2 separate regions of the Homo sapiens genome follow, and region 2 is linked to region 1. The links are chromatin loops, found by intact Hi-C in ENCODE. Cell type or tissue: gastrocnemius medialis. All regions are shown on one strand. Links, peaks and the distances in the headings refer to the core of each region. The heading gives the core; the rest is flanking DNA.

The links. A loop is a pair of places that touch in the nucleus more often than their neighbours do. Peaks named below come from ENCODE experiments on the same cell type or tissue, not always from the same donor. Only the 100,000 strongest peaks of a DNase experiment are listed, where the experiment ranks them.
Region 2: it touches region 1 in a loop (6-fold over the local background); 4 of 110 quality-filtered maps call a loop at or near these places.

Annotation. Positions count from the first base shown.
Region 1 is chr2:11,654,885-11,663,208 of GRCh38, forward strand. It overlaps NTSR2 (neurotensin receptor 2), which reads right to left. Exons shown (of 4, transcript NM_012344.4): 2 at 7,083-7,356; 3 at 5,159-5,249; 4 at 3,294-3,838. The coding sequence ends at 3,595. Among named protein-coding and RNA genes, the nearest start is that of NTSR2, 11 kb to the right of the region's middle. RefSeq lists an enhancer at 1,523-2,476. In gastrocnemius medialis, for the core only: a CTCF peak has its summit at 4,443; a DNase peak (open chromatin) is centred at 4,317; H3K27ac peaks cover 1,663 bases.
Region 2 is chr2:11,594,070-11,602,393 of GRCh38, forward strand. It overlaps GREB1 (growth regulating estrogen receptor binding 1), which reads left to right. Exons shown (of 33, transcript NM_014668.4): 12 at 1,182-1,310; 13 at 2,042-2,170; 14 at 3,712-3,909; 15 at 4,611-4,791; 16 at 6,731-6,926. Among named protein-coding and RNA genes, the nearest start is that of MIR4429, 58 kb to the left of the region's middle. RefSeq lists a silencer at 4,541-4,745. In gastrocnemius medialis, for the core only: no CTCF peak of the experiment used is centred there; DNase peaks (open chromatin) are centred at 3,712 and 4,312; H3K4me3 peaks cover 394 bases; H3K27ac peaks cover 2,310 bases.

The sequences.
Region 1 (8,324 bases), core at 85-8,084:
CCACTTTTATTTTTAAGTGCTTCATTCTGACCTTCTCTCTGTATCTGTGTGATGTGTACATAATATCATAATTTGTCTTGTTTTCTTTCCTAGTCATATAATCAGAATATGCTTATATTGCTAAATACACTTTATAATTTATATTTGTTAAGGACGACCTAATAATTGGGATTTGATTGAACAAGGGCATTGTGATTCACTCAGCTCCATAATGTTGGTCCTCGAATCTCTTGTCGTCTTTCTTTTTTGAGATAGGATCTCACTCTGTTGCCCAGGCTGGAGTGCAGCAGTGCAATTACAGCTTGCTGCAGCCTCAACCTCCCAGGCTCAGGTGATTCTCCCACCTCAGCCTACGGAGTAGCTGGGACTGCAGGTGTGCACCACCACGCCTGGCTAATTTTTTGTATTTTTTATACAGGCAGGATCTCGCCACGTTGCGCAGGCTGGTCTTAAACTCCTGACCTCAAGTGATCCACCTGCTTCATCCTCCCAAAGTGCTGAGATTTCAGGCATAAGCCATGGTATCCAGCCTGTTGACATCTTTTGCCATCCAGCTCCTGGGCAGCAGCATGATGTAGAGGCTGAGCACTGGCTCCCAACTCCGAAGCCTGGGCTCTACTCCTCGAGTTACCAAGTAGCAGGAGAAGAACCTTGCTTAGCTTGTCTTTGCTTCCGTTGCCCCATATGTGAAGTGGTGATGGTAAGAACAGTTTTGACTGTAGTGACTGCTGTGAAGATTAGGCAGCGTAAGAGATTTATGTTGTTGAACCAGTGCCTGCTCGTAAAGGCCCAAATGAAGAATGTTGCAATGACTCTGTGTGCACACAGAGAGGCCTTTCCTTCTTTAGCAAATTTTATCAAAGTAAATATCCAGGAGTTGAATTACAGGGTCTAAGTTTCTGAGCACTTTATGGCTTTCAAAATATATTGCCAATTTGCTTTCCAAGAAGGTTATTCAGTTTCCTCTCCCTCTAAGACAGGAGCACACTGAGGTCACCCAATATTTGTTCTGGTCATTGACATTTTTTGTTAATACATTGCCCATAAAATGTCACGTATTATTGTTTGGGCTGCCATTTCTCCAGGAACTATTGAGGCTGAGCATTTTCCTTTTGTGTGTTTCTTGGCCTTTGGGGTCCTGGTGTTTTGCCTAATGATTTGCATGAAAATTTTGGATAATATATAAAGTAGCTCATCTATGTTTCTCAGTCTATTCTTTACATTTTGTTTCTCTTGCTGCTTACTGTACTTTGGTAACATGTAGCAGAAAAAGTGTCCCTCATTCATATAATCTTTTCGAAGGGACACTACCAGGTTTTACCCAGTTTGGGGTCTAGGATGAAGATGACGACAATAATGACAACTAGCATTTATTGAGCATTTACTATATGCCAGGCACTGTGGTAGGAGCTTAACATTCTTTATCTTATTTAATTATTATAAACTTATTATTAGGTACTACAGATCCACAGTCCCTTATCTGAAACCCTTGGGGCCAGATGTATTTTTCAATTTGGGTCTTCCATGTTTGAGAAAAGTAACATGGGATATATGCCATATATTACGTAACACCCTTAGCAGGGTCTTGGGAGAATACCCCAAATCAAGTGCATTAACATATCTGTAGACACACACACACACACACACACACACTCACACACACAAGCAAAAGAGATAAATGAAGATTACAAATTGCTTCAAATTCAGATCCATTCTTGCTGACCTGAATTACTGTTTTTAAATAGCTTAAGAACTTTCTGCCTTCACCAGTTTCGCGGATGAAGACACAGACTCAGGGAGTTGAACCTGCCCAGGGTTCCCCTGCTCCCAGTGATGAGGTCGAGGAACCGGCTCTTCCGGCCCACGCCCCGGACCTCGCCCAAGCCTGCTTCCCGCGCCGTCTTATCTGCGTTTGGACTGGGAGCTGCTTCTTGCCTTTCCTGCTTCCTGGACCTCTCTGGAGCGTTGGCTGGGGAGCCGCAGCCACAGCCTTGACCCAGGGCCTCCGAAGCCGCGGCTTAAACGGAGGTTGCACCATCACCGGCTGCGGGGCCGGGCGTGCTGGGCCTCACCGTTCCCGGTGCGGGTCTGAAGCTCCTTCTTCCTCCATGAACACAGTGAGCCCGTGGCCTGCCCGTCAGAGCCGCCCTCTCTAGGGGTCCCCACGCCAGAGCTGCTGTCGCTCCTCCTTTCCAGGTGGCATGTCCTCGCTCGACGAGGCCCACGTGTGGGTGCCCTTGGTGGTCCTAGCCCGGGATGGCTCCGTGAAGGGGGTATGGTCGTCACCTCTGGCCTCTTCTCAGGGGTTTTGGGGCTGGGGTCTGGAGAACAGTCACCTCCGAGTTGTGCAGAAGCCACTGCCGGCTCGTCTCAGTGTACCAGCCCAGGAGTGTGTGCATATGACACGTATGCATGTGATGAGTTTACATGTGGTGTGTGTGAGGTGCATCTGATATGTGCTGTAGGTGTAATGAGTGTGTATGTGACATGTGTGCACGTGAGGTGTGACAAGAGTGCATGTGCCGTGTGTTTGTGGTATGTCTGCATGTGATGAGTCTGTGGATACTTGTGTGATGGGTGCCTGTGTGATGTGTGTGTGATGAGTGTGTGTAGCGTTCATCATGGGAGTAGGGGGTGGGGGACGGGTCAGGAGGTGGACAGAGTCTAGGGAAGCGTTGACGCAATTCATCAAAACGAACCTCTCCTTGGTGCTGTGTCCTGCACCCATCTCTCTCCTCCTCCCCTCACAGGCCGGTACCCTCCCCTGTCTTTTGCCACTGCGTCCTCTGCACTCAGGGAAAAGCACCATTGCTCCCCTGGCCTCAGCCTTACCGCCTCCAGGTGCAAGGCTGGCGGTAGAAAGTGGGCCTGGCCTGTGCGGGCAGTGCAGGCTGATTAAGAGAATTAAGATTCAACTCTTGTCCAGCATTGCGCTGGCCAGAGCATAACTGGGCTGCATGTGCCTCGTGGCAGAGTGTGCATGGCCGTTTCCCGGCAAGCCACATGGTCTGGCTTGGCCAGAGGCAGGAGGGGACGCCAGCAGCCCACTGGCTTTCCAGAGTCTGCAGAAGCTGCTGTCAGTGTCAACAGCTGCTCCCTGCCTGGGAGAGAATGGAGAATCTTACTACAGCTCACGTGAGGCACCGATTTGGTCAGCTTCTGGGGCACTGCTGATTTGTCATTTGAGGAAATTTATAGGACACCTGAGCATAAAACTACAGAAGAGTGTTGTGGGCTTTCAGGACAGCAGGAAAGCAATGATGATAGCCATGCAACAACAGTAACAACAGAAATCGTGCCAGCAAAAATTTATTGAGCATCTACTACGCACCAGGTTCTGTGCTAAGCACTTTAGTCTCAGGCAACACTAAGAGATGGGTGCTGTTCTTTATCTCCACTACACAGACGAGGGAGCCTGAGGCTAGGAGGGGTCACGTGGCTTCCCTGCGCTTGATGGTTCTCAGCAGAGCAGGGGTTGATAGAAGTCGCCCTGGCTGCGAAGCTTGAATGATTAGTGATGAGGTTGCTCACCTGCTTTGCCAGGTGACTAAGCAGCTGGTCATTTTGCTTGTTCTGTTCATTCTTGCATTACATTCAGGTCCGGGTTTCTGGGGGATCCCCAAAGCCTGAAGCTGTATCCATTAGGGTGGGACTCTGGGGCTTCGGGGGTAACCGCTTCATGGGGTGGTGCTCTCCACACAGGGAGCTGACGGCTTCCAGGAAGAGTTTTCTGAAGGAGGAGGACACGGCGTTGTAGAGAAGAGGAGTCACAGCTGAGCTGACGTAGAAAAGTGTGTTGGTCACCATGTAGAAGTAGTGGTAGAAATTGTACAGTGGGCTGCAAGAGAAACCCGGGAGCCTGGTTAGAGGACCTGTCACCTCCTCACAGTGTCCACTTCCTACTGGAGAATGCCTCTCCTCCAGAGGGCTGCATGACGAAGCCTATTTTCTGCTATCAGGAAGCACAGTGTTTTTGTTTGTTTGTTTGTTTTTGAGACGGAGTCTTGCTCTGTCTCCCAGGCTGGAGTGCAATGGCATGGCTCACTGCAACCTCCGCCTTCTGAGCTCAAGCAATTCTCCTGCCTACAGTCCTGAATAGCTGGGACTACAGGCACACACCACCATGCCCAGCCAATTTTTGTATTTTTAGTAGAGACGCGGTTTCACCATGTTGGCCAGACTGGTCTTGAACTGCTGACCTCAGGTGATCCACCTGCCTTAGCCTCCCAAAGTGCTGAGATTACAGGCATGAGCCACCGTGCCCAGCCAGGAAGCACAATGTAAATTCCATAAATGTTTCATCACCAGCAGCTGACGCCCTCCACCCAGCCTCTATGATCTGCCATCCCTGGCTGTGGTTCCTGGTCACCTCATGGTAAGGTGACACTGCTGACTGACAGGGGCCATCTGTCCAGCCACTGAGGCCCCGGGTGCCCCGGACTGCTGCGTGTGGTCAGGAGATGTGGCTGCACTAAGAGCCGAAGTTCCGTCTGAGGAGCCGCACTCCTTGCTGCAGGTTCTCTGCAGTGGGAAGCGCTTGGCACGAGCTCATGTTGCCCGTGCAAGTGTAAGGGGTGCTGGTGCCTCCTGAGGAGGAGGCATCTGTCACATGGCTCTTTCTGTGGAGGCTTCCTGGGACCTCGATTCTTTTGGATGTTTGATTCCCACTTATGATTGGGGCACAGTGATTTCTGAAAGGCAGATTATGAATTCTCTCATCTTCTCCAACCATGTCATAAAAGGGGGTGCATGTCTTGGTCTCTGCCAAGGGGACCTTTGTTAGCTCCTGGGGTCGCACCTTTGTGTCTTCCTCACACTCTCCTTGGAATAGGAGAGGAAGGAGAGAGAGAGGAAGCCTCAGAAGCATGGCCCGTGCTCCCTCTTCCCAGGCTGAGGCTTCTCTTTCTCCTGTAGTGAGAATCCCACAGTCTTGGCTAGGCCTCTTACGCACACGGCCTTACCAGGTCAGATACAATGTTCTGTTCCCCATCCCTGGCTGGGAGATTTCAAGGCACAGACTGCACGGGACCAGGTGGAATGCGGTCCAGGATTCCAGAGGACCCAGCAATGGAGGGTCCCTCTGGAGAGCAATGGAGACCCCAGGCCTAGCCCAGTTGGGCCCCCTCCCTGTGTGCTAGGGTCCTTCTGCCACACTCACTCAGTCCACGCGTCATCAGGTACGTAGCAGTACATGAGCCTGCGGGCATGGTACGGCAGCCAGCAGATGACATACATGACCACGATGGCTCCTGCAGAGCATTGGAAAGGGAGAGACAGCGCCAGGAGAAAGCAAACACATTCTCAGTTACACCATTGCAAAGGGAGGCTGATGCCCGAGGGGATAGCAGCATTTCCCTCTAACTTGGTCCTGGAGTCAAGGGTTGGAAGGAGGCTTTGAGGTTATCTGATATATCCCGACCTGAATCTCTTCTCAAACCTCATGTGATCCTGTCCTCTGGATAAGTGTCCACTCTGGCCATGAGCAGGACACAGCATGCTTCTAGGACCTCCTCCTGGCCACTAGAATATACTCCCAACCCAGGGCTAGATATCCCTACCAGGTTATCTATCTGCATATACAACAGAACTGTCTTTCTTGGGCCAGGCACGGTGGCTCATGCCTGTAATCCCAGCACTTTGGGAAGCCGAGGCAGGTGGATCAGTTGAGGTCAGGTGTTTGAGACCAGCCTGGCTAACAGGACAAAAATTAGCCAGGTGTGGTGGCAGGTGCCTGTAATCCCAGCTACCTGGGAGGCTGAAGCAGGAGAATTGCTTGAACCTGGAAGGAGGAGGTTGCAGTGAGCTGAGACCACACCACTGCACTCCAGCCTGGGTGACAGAGCAAGACTCCATCTCAAAAAGAAAAAAAAAGTGAACTTGTGTCTTTCTTGTCTTAGAAAGCCTCTTGCTCCTTTAGTCCTTTCTCTGGTTAATTTACAGCACTGCCATTCATCTGGCACTCAAGCCATAAGCCAGAGACTCCTATTTTTCTGTTCCTTTCTATATCCAGTCTATTGAAAAGTTCCTTCTTAGCATCTCTCCTCTGTGCTTTCCCTGCTCTCACTGCTACCTCCCTAAGAGACTCTTACCGCCTCTGTACTGGACTATGACGAGTTTCCCAACCTCCCACCCCTTCCCTCTCCTGCTTCTACTCTGCTCTGACTGGCAAAGCCATCATCTAGCCCAGGGTAGCCCCTGGACCAGCAGTGTCAACATCAGTGAGAAGCCTGGTAGAAGTGCAGAATCTTGGGCCCCGCGGCTTGCATTTTACAACTCTCCAGATCATTCTTAACACACACTGAAGTTTGAGAGGCACCGTTTAGCCCATTCTCCAAAGAGCTGAGCGCAATAGGTCTCAAAAGCAAATCTCCCGTCACTTATGGACATCAACTTTTTCAATGACTGACCATCGTCCCTAAAATGAAGTCTGACACCTTCATGTGCTGACTTTGTGTTACTTATCACATCACATTGCACTTAGCTCTTGCATCTCTGTCCATACACAAGACTGTGACATTGATGACAGCAGAGGGCCTGTCTTGTACTTGATCCTTCCATACCCTAGCTAGTGCCTGGGTTATGGTGGGTGCTTGGAGAGACCTCTGCTCTCCTGTGCCTTTTGGAGTTTCTCTTACAAGGCCAAATTTTCCCAGAGACTTACAAAACAAGAAAGCAAACAGATCAGTGTTGTAGGAGGGAAAATGGAGTTTGAAGGGACTGGATTTAGGTACCCAGCCCATCTGAGAGTCCACAATTTGCAGCCGCAGTCTTTAACCATAACTGCTCCTCATGTTCATCCACACCGCCAGACTCACTGAAAAGTGGTCAGGTCTCTGTTTGCCTGTGTGTGCTATTCCCTGGAGCAGATCAGAGGCTTCATGTACAGAATTCCTATTCTTTCCTTTAATTATAGCACCGAACCCTACAGGAAGTCTGTTGGTTATACAGTTCCCCTGGGGCATAGGGTAAAGGAAGCCTTGAGAGAGGTAGTGACTTGCTGAGGTCACCCGGCCAGGGATTGGTGGAGGCAGCCCTGGAACTTAGGCCCCTTTCTTCTGGGGTGATGTTACAGAGGACTTAACTGAGAACCTGGACGCTGCGCTGGAGGCTGCGGATCCGGCGCACGTCTTTATGTCTCACCAGGCTGACCTGGCCTCCCTGGATAAAGGTCTTCTTCCATACGATGAAGCTGAGGAGACCCTCCTCACTCAGCAGCTCCAGGCGGCTGGGGGTGGAGCTGCCCGGGGTAGAAGTGGACGGCACTTGGGAGCAGAGGGCCAGCAGGTGGCTCACTGTGACCCCATTCAGGAAAGCAGTTAGTGCCAAGGGGAGCACGAAGGACACCAGCACATTCACCTGTGGAGGTAATGCCAAGGGCTATGGGGCAGCGCCAGGGCCCTGCGGCCCTCGCCATCTGGCTGTGCCCCAGACCCGGAATCTGCATCAGCAGAAGGAGCGGCAGAAGGGTTAGAAGATAAGGTTGAGAAAGTTCTCAAAAAGTGAGGAGAGAGAAAATAAAATTTCGGATTAGTATAGGATGTTCATAATAGGGGTTCCAGGAAGAAAAAAAATAGAGAAAACAGAGGGGAGGAAATTTTATTTAAAAATGCATTCAAGCCGGGCACGGTGACTCACGCCTGTAATCCCAGCACTTTGGGAGGCCGAGGCGGGCGGATCACGAGGTCAGGAGATCGAGACCATCCTGGCTAACATGGTGAAACCCTGTCTCTACTAAAAATACAAAAAATTAGCTGGGCGTGGTAGCGGGCGCCTGTAGTCCCAGCTACTCGGGAGGCTGAGCCAGGAGAATGGTGTGAACCCAGGAGGCGGAGCTTGCAGTGAGCCGAGATCATGCCACTGCACTCCAGCCTGGGCAACAGAGCGAGACTCCGTCTCAAAAAAAAAATGCATTCAAGAAAATTTTCCCAAAGTTGAGGAATCTGAGCTTCTAGACTGAAAGGCTGCCCGGGTGCCCAGAAGAATCGATGGAAATAGACTCATAGCAAGTCTCATTCTTATGACATTTAGCATCTTAGGTATAAAGAGAAGATCTTGAAAGCTTCCAGACAGATAAAACAGGTCACATAGATAGGATGGAAAACCAGAATGACATTCACTTCTTAAAAGCAATGGTGGAAGCTAGAAAATCATGAGCAGTGCTTTACAATTTGTGAGAAAAATGGCTTCCATCTTAGAATTTTATACCCAGCCATATTATGACAAACATGAGGATAAAAGAAAACAATTTTTGACATGCAAATTCTCAATTTTTTTTTACCCTCTATGGACCCTTCCTCAGGTCTCAGGAGATTAAAAGAACATGT
Region 2 (8,324 bases), core at 90-8,089, 61 kb before region 1:
CTTGGCTCATTGCAGTATCGAGCTCCCGGGCTCAAGTGATTCTGTTGCCTCAGCCTCCATCCGGAGTAGCTGGAACTACTACAGGTGTGCACCACCACACCCAGCTCAGTTTTGTACTTTGGTAGAGACAGGGTTTTGCAATGTTGCCCAGGCTGGTCTCAAACTCTTGGGCTCAAGCAGTCCACCCGCCTCAGTCTCCCAAAGTGCTGGGATTACAGGCATGAGCCACTGTGCCTGGCATTTAATGTACTTTTTAAGTATAGTGTCTGAATTGTCTTTTAGCATTTTTTTTCTTTTTTTTTTGAGATGGAGTCTTGCTCTGTTGCCCAGGCTGGAATGCAGTGGTGCAGTCTCAGCTCACTGCAACCTCCGTCTCCCAAGTTCAAGCAATTCTTTTGCCTCAGACTCCTGAGTAGCTGGGACTACAGGCGTGCACCACCATGCCCAGGTAATTTTTGTATTTTTAGTAGAGATGGGGTTTCACCATGTTGGCCAGGCTGGTCTCAAACTCCTGACCTCAGATGATCCACCTACCTCAGCCTCCCACAGTGCTGAGATTACAGGCAAGAGCCACCGTGCCCGACCAGCGTTCTTTAATCTTAAACCCATTCTGTGTTTTTTGTTGTTGTTTGTTTGTTTTTGAGACAGAGTCTCGCTCTGTCGCCCAGGCTGGAGTGTAGTGACACTTTGTAGGCTCACTGCAAGCTCCGCCTCCTGGGTTCACACCATTCTCCTGCCTCAGCCTCCTGAGTGGCTGGGACTACAAGGCACCCGCCACCACACCCGGCTAATTTTTTTGTATTTTTAGTAGAGACGGGGTTTCACCGTGTTAGCCAGGATGGTCTCGATCTCCTGACCTTGTGATCTGCCTGCCTCGGCCTCCCAAAGTGCTGGGATGGCAGGTGTGAGCCACTGTGCCTGGCCTTTTTTTTTTTTTTTAAATAAATTATTTACCTTGATGTGAGTGGGACTTGCAGTAGTAGACCCTGAGCCTCTGCCATGTGTCAGGCACCATTGTCTTGTGTCACCTGACAGCAGGCCTGGGAGGTAGATCCAGCTGTTAGCCACAGATTCCAGATGGGAAATGTCAAGTCTAGAAGGGTTAAGGGACTAGTCTAGGGCTACACAGCCCGTAAGCAGGGAAGATACAATGGGTACTGTGAAATCTGTTTGCTTTCCAGGAAAATACCAAGCCCGGATTCTTTCCGAGAGCCTTCTCACTCCTGCGGAGTACCAGAAGGAAGTCAATTACGAGCTGGTTACGGGGAAGGTAGACTCGCTGGGGGCCTTCTTTAGCACCCTCTGTCCAGGTAGGCTTGTCGTGAGACAGGTGCACATGCGTATGTTAATAGGACAGTAATCAGTGCCGGGGGAGGTCATCTCTGCCTCACCCTGCCTGTGACCTGCTAAGGCTGGCCTCCACTGCAGAGTGCCCCTCATTCTGTGCACTTGCACTTCTGTCCCTTTCTTTTCTTGAGTGACAGCTGCGGGTTCTGGCTGGCCATCTCTTCCTGCTTGAGCTGTAGAGTTCTCCTGAGAGGTGGAGGGCACCTTGTGGGTTCTTCTTCATGGGGTACACAAGGCCCTTGTGCCTGTTCCTCTCCACCTTTCCAGCCTTGGTGGCCTCTCTTCCCTGTCTCCCCTTTTTGCTGGAGAGTTCCGCATCCCTCGTGCTCTGGGCTGTGAGCATCCTTCTCCCTTGTTGGCCTAGCTACCCACCCCTCAAGACTCATCTCATGTCCCCCTAGAAAGCTTCTCAGACCCTTCGTTTTCCAGATGGGCTTGGGACCTTCCCCTTCATCCTTTACCATGTTGTTCTTCCTTCTGCCCTAGCACCTGCTATGTCTGTGTGGGGGGAGCTCACTCTGGCAGTGTGTCTTCATCCTGACTAGGCTGAGACCCCTTGACAGGACGGGCCATGTCCTCCTCTTTACCTTCATGACTCCAGGCCTCGGGACAGTACCTGACACTAACTGCGCTGTAGATGTTTGCTGAATTTCACTGACATCAAAAACCCATTTGTTTATTCTGTCTTGGGCAGAGGGTGACATTGACATTTTGCTGGACAAATTTCACCAGGAAAATCAAGGCCATATTTCTTCCTCACTCGCTGCCTCTTCTGTCACTAAAGCAGCATCCCTGGATGTCAGTGGGACACCGGTGTGCACAAGTGAGTGGTGAAAAGGAATCTCCCAGGGTGGAGAGGGTACAAAGTAGTGATGAGGGGCAGGGTCAGTGGGCGCAGGTGTGCACAGTGAGAGGGGCCATGGCGCAAGTGTGCACAGTGAGGGGGCAGGGGCACAGATGTGTATAGTGAGGGGGGACGGGGCACAGGTGTGTACAGTGAGAGGTGGCAGGGACGCAGGTGTGCACAGTGAGGGGGGTGGGGGCACAGGTATGCACAGTGAGGGGGTGGGGCACAGGTGTGCACAGTGAGGGGGTGGGGGCACAGGTGTGCACAGTGAGGGGGTGGGGGCACAGGTGTGCACAGTGAGAAGGGGTGGGGGCACCAGTGTGTACAGTGACGGGGGTGGGGCACTGGTGTGTACAGTAAGAGGGGGCGGGGCTGCAGGTGTATACAGTGAGAGTAGGTGGGGGCACAGGTGTGTACAGTGAGGGGGTGGGGCACAGGTGTGTACAGTGAGAGAGGGTAGGGCACTGGTTTGTACAGTGAGAGGGGGTGGGGGCGCAGGTGTACACAGTGAGGGGGGTGGGGCACTGGTGTGTAAAGTGACAGGGGGCAGGATTGCAGGTGTGTACAGTGAAAGGGGGCAGGGTCACTGGTGTGTACAGTGAGAGGGGTGGGGGCACCGGTGTGTACAGTGAGAGTGGTGGGGGCACCAGTGTGTACAGTGAGAGGGGGCGGGGGCGCAGGTGTGCACCGTGAGAGTGGGCAGGGGCACAGATATGCTCAGTGACATGGGGCAGTGGGCATAGCTGTGTGCAGTGAGAGGCGCCAATGGGCACAGGTGTGCACCGTGAGAGAGGGCAGTGGGCACAGGTGTGCTAAGTGGGTGCTGAGGGGACAGAGGGCTCATGTGTGCTCGGTGGGCGATGAGAGGGCACTGGCGAGGGCCTCGGTCTGGCCTGGGAGGCAGCATCCAAGGACTCAGATTGGAGGTAGCAATGTCAGAGGCACATCCACAAGACAGGACATCTTTTAGTGTCACAGTAGACCTGATACCTAATTTAAAATTCAGTCTTTAATTATGACAATCTCATTTAATCTTGAATTGCACATCCATCACTGTCTCTGAGGTGATAGATTTTTCTATGCCAATTTCCTGCCTCTGAGTCTGTTGCTGATGTTTTTTATTCATACAGAGTTCCTAAATGACTGTCGTGTTAGTTTTCTTTTCTGGAGAGTTTGCAGTCCTCTTCCAGAGTCCAGTCTCAGCATCACCTCCCCTGGGATAGGCTCCTTGTCCCCTCTAAGCAGAAGAGACCACTGCCTCCACTGTGCTCCCCAAGTGCTTGGTTCTTATTTTTATTATTAAGTGAAAGATGGTGCATAAAATGATTGCTACCCCCACACCCGCCACTGCTTAGCTGAGAGCAGGGACTTGATAAACGTGAGTTATTCCCCTTTCCCTCATCGCTTTGTGAATGGGGCCGTCTCCCCTGGACAGGTCTCACTGATTCTCTGGCCAAGGGCCTGGCAGTAGCCGTGTGCCCTGGAGCTCACCTGGCATCCTGGGGCTCTGGTTCCAGGTTACAATCTGGAGCCACACAGCATCCGGCCCTTCCAGCTGGCAGTAGCGCAGAAGCTCCTCTCCCATGTGTGTTCCATTGCGGATTCCAGCACCCAAAATCTGGACCTGGGATCCTTTGAGAAGGTGGACTTTCTCATTTGCATTCCCCCCTCAGAAGTGACCTACCAGCAGACTCTGCTCCATGTGTGGCATTCAGGTATGGGGCATTTTGGGGAGAAGTCACGTGTGGAGAAGCTTTGATCTGCCGAAATCCATGTGTGGGTGTTGACACTGTTCTTTGCTATAGAGTGAATAGGGCAAGTATTGCTGCTCTTGTTTTATAGATTGTGAAACTGATGTTCAGAGACAGTGACTTGCCCAAGATTTTAGGATCTGTTGAAGGTAGAGCCAAAACTTGAACTTTCACCATGTCCCACTCAGGCTAGTGACCTAACCACATGTTGCTATCTAGCGTCACTGATATCCTTGTACTTTCAAGGATATCATATTTAACCACAGAGTACACAGATGTCCGGTGTCTTCACTGAAAGGACTCACTCTTTAGTGGTGTCATGTATCGCCCTGTGGCATTCAGACTGAGAGAGGGATTTTGCTGCTGGCAGGACCTTTCGGTTCCCTCTGTCTTACCATGCTTGGGATCAGCTGCTTCATGAAGCTGGTGCCCCTCGGGAGGGCTGCTGTACACACAGCCAAGGCTTGCCTGCGCCCCAGCTCCTGTGCAGGACAGTTATGCAGCTGTAACCTGTGTGGGAGTTTTTTCCCTTCCTTTCCCTGCTCTTGCATCTCTGAGTCTAGCTCAGGACCTGCTGTGTAGGAGTCGCTCCTCAGGTGTCTGTTGAGTGAATGAAACCCAGTGCGCATGTTTGCAGTTACTGATGTATGTTCTTTGTGTTGCAGGGGTTTTGCTGGAGCTTGGTCTGAAGAAAGAGCACATGACGAAGCAGAGGGTGGAACAGTATGTTCTGAAGCTAGACACGGAGGCACAGACAAAATTTAAGGCTTTTCTGCAAAACTCCTTCCAGAACCCGCATACACTTTTTGTCCTAATCCATGACCATGCGCACTGGGATCTTGTGAGGTTAGATTGACTTGATATATGACAAGTTGACATTTTCCTTCTTTGAAGTGATGTATGTGGATGTTCCCGGGGGCTGAGGGTACAAATCCTGAAAAGATGGATGATGTTTGGGCTTGGTGTTTCTAAGCAGATGCCATGGAGGTTTCCCACAATCTTGAGCTGGAAGTTATCTCAGGGATTATCCAGTGTGACCTCTGAAATTTACCATGGTGGAATTTAAGGGCTGGAGAAGGGAAGCGTGTCTCCCAGAGTCACAGGGTGGGGTGGAGTGGGAGGGTGTTAGTGGCAGAGCTGAGACCCCGAATCACAGCCTGATGCCTGATGTGTTTCTTTCATAGTCCACTCAGCAACAAGGAGCCATGCTGGTGTGGGGTGCGGAGGGTCCTAGCAGGAGTAGCTCAGCTTAGCCCTTCCCTGAAAGAGGCTCCGTGGGGGCTCTGGTACCGTGGGTCACCACTGATGCCTGCCCTTCTTTTTTTTTTTTTTTTCCTTTTTTTGAGACGGAGTCTCACTCTGTCGCCCAGGCTGGAGTGCAGTGGTGCGATCTCGGCTCACTGCAGGCTCAGCCTCCTGGGTTCATGCCATTCTCCCACTTCACCCTCCTGAATAGCTGGGACTACAGGCACCTGTCTCCACGCCCAGCTAATTTCGTTTTTGTATTTTTTTTTTTTTTTTTTGAGACAGAGTCTCTCTCTGTCGCCCAGGCTTGGAGTGCAGTGGCACGATCTCCGCTCACTGCAAACTCTGCCTCCCGGGTTCACACCATTCTCCTGCCTCAGCCTCCTGAGTAGCTGGGACTACAGGCGCCTGCCACCACACCTGGCTAATTTTTTGTATTTTTAGTAGAGACAGGGTTTCACCGTGTTAGCCAGGATGGTCTCGATCTCCTGACCTCGTGATCCGCCCGCCTCGGCCTCCCAAAGTGCTGGGATTACAGGCGTGAGCCACCGCACCCGGCTGATGCCTGCCCTTCTTAAGGGGTGATTTGACTCACTCAGTTAAAATGAACATAAACCCAGATGAATTTCAGATGGGCCAAGCCAAGCGCCTGGCAGGATTTCTGGTGGTTTACCGGGATTGGTCATCTCCGTGAGACTGGCCTAGGGGTTGTACCTTCAGACATTTCCACTGATGTAGATGAGGAAGGAGGGGGCTCCTGGGCCAGGTCGTGGAGAAAGCCTTTGATTGTCGCAGATCCACAGATAGCTAGTTAGGCTGGTCAGGACATGAAGGACCTCGTAAAGGGTTTACAATCCAGAATCCATGTGTGGGCTTGGGGGAAATCGGAACATTCCGAAATTATAGAAAGAGCTGTATTGTGAATATTCATTTTGGGAATAGGTTTCTCAGAGTGGCCTCCTGCCATCCAAAGGGTTAAGCACTGATTTTTTTTTTTAATCCCCTAAACTTACAGGAGAGAATGCAAAGGCCTTTGTCCCACGGAAAAGTGCAGAGCTGGGCCTGTCTCCTAGACCCCTTGTCCAAAATGCTTCCCAATCCTTTCCTGCTGCCTTTTAAACTGACTATAGAATTTACTCTTTTACATCTTTTCTGGATCATTTCAAGGTCAGAAGGACTGTGTAAGGAGATAAGTACACAATCAGATGGGGCCAAAGAGGAACAAATGATTCATGGAACATCCCCAGGGTCATATCACTGTCCGATTGGGATAGAAGGAGTGTGTGTCTTGTAAGAAATCCTCTCTGACTACCGTCCCACGCCAGACACATTTTTCCTAAGTAACGAATCTCAGGAGAGCCCCTGACAGCTACCTGAAGTCCAGCCTTTTTTATTTTCTCTATTCTTAGTCAGGGGCAGAGCCATAATCTTTAGTCGTTGGTAAAGTCAGGGGTTAGTTATAAATTTATTCAACTGCTTCACCTTGCAAAATTAGAAAACAATATAGTAATTCCACTGATTGTGTCTTCTCCTCCCTCAGTAGCACTGTTCATAACCTCTATTCTCAAAGTGACCCGTCGGTGGGATTGGTGGACCGATTGCTCAACTGCAGGGAGGTGAAGGAGGCCCCCAACATTGTGACACTTCACGTGACCTCCTTCCCGTATGCACTGCAGACACAGCACACCCTCATCAGCCCCTACAACGAGATCCACTGGCCTGCCTCCTGCAGTAATGTGAGTGCCACGGGGCTGCTGGGCCCTTGTGTAGCAATATCACTTGGGTTTGCAGAAATTACATTTAGTAACAGCCTTGACCAGTGTGGTTGAGGATAATGGGTTCCAGCTCCTTGGATCTTTGGTTCAACCCAGAGTTAGGTTGTAAACCCTTCTTGGTCTTTTTGGTAACCTTCCTGCAGTACGCCAGTTGGCTTCCTCATCTCGGAAGATGTAATGCAGTTTGTGGGACATTTTCTCTGGTGACTGCCGCTTTCTGAGCAGCATGTGGAATGTTTGTTCTATGGCATTGAATGGAGATATTGAAGGTAGAGCCCTTAGGCGCTGGGGGCTTTGGGCTCCATACAGAGCAACGCTTAATGTCTCCAGAAGCCCTAGGAAGGTTCCTGTTTTCCCTATCCCTGCATCCTTAAGTAGTGAGATTCAGAATCTCCTTCCTCAAACTGAACACATATCCTCAAAACTTGATGAGTTTTTAGCTTATCACCTGACATTTTCTCATCAAAATAGAAGACTAAAACAATCCTGGTAATTTGAGAATTCTGGGTGGTTTGTAGTTAGTTACACAAGAATAAGTAAACGTAAGAGATGAGACTTTTTTGGAGTGCCTCGCAATCCTCTGAGAAACTTTAAAAAATACCTGGCTTCCGTCCTGTGGACTGAGAATCCATGGTGGGGATAGCCATTGTTCATAAGGCACTTCCCATAGGCCAGGGAAGCCCTGCCCAAAGTGCTTCGTGCTGTGAGCTCATGCAAGAGGCAGGTGCTAGGATGAGTTCTCATCTACAAATGGGGAACATGAGACAAAGTGGCCAACAAGAGTTGGGCCACTTGGCTCAGGCCAGGCAGCTAGAAAGTCGTGGAGCTAGGATATGACCCAGGCCACTGGCTCCATGGCTCGGCCCTTAACCACTGTGCTATTTAGGAGTAGAGTTTTCATGCCTTAATATTTTCAACAAACTCCCCCAACTTTGGAATTTTATGTCTGTGTGAGTAAAATTGGCTAGGTAAATGTTTTCTTTGTCTATTGATTTTTAGTAGCAACTGAATGCAAAATAATTGATTTGCCCATTCCTAAAACCAGCTTAAGATTGTAGAAAGAAGCAAATTTAACAAAGAAATGTATATGTTAAAATAAGATAAGGCTGATTTTCTTCTTGGTAAAAACATTGGGACCAAATGAATGGAAAACTCCTGAGCAATGGGGACACACCATTTTTAAAGTATGGGAGGTACTTTGCTCTGCTTCTGCAGATGGAAGAAGTTTATAAAATGCCATCCAAGCCACTGCACAGTGGGCACGATTTGGATGAAGTTGCCAACCCAGGTCATCCGCAGGCCTGGCACACGAACCTCTGACCGTCCCTGCGAATGCAGTGTTGGAGTGACCGACGCTCT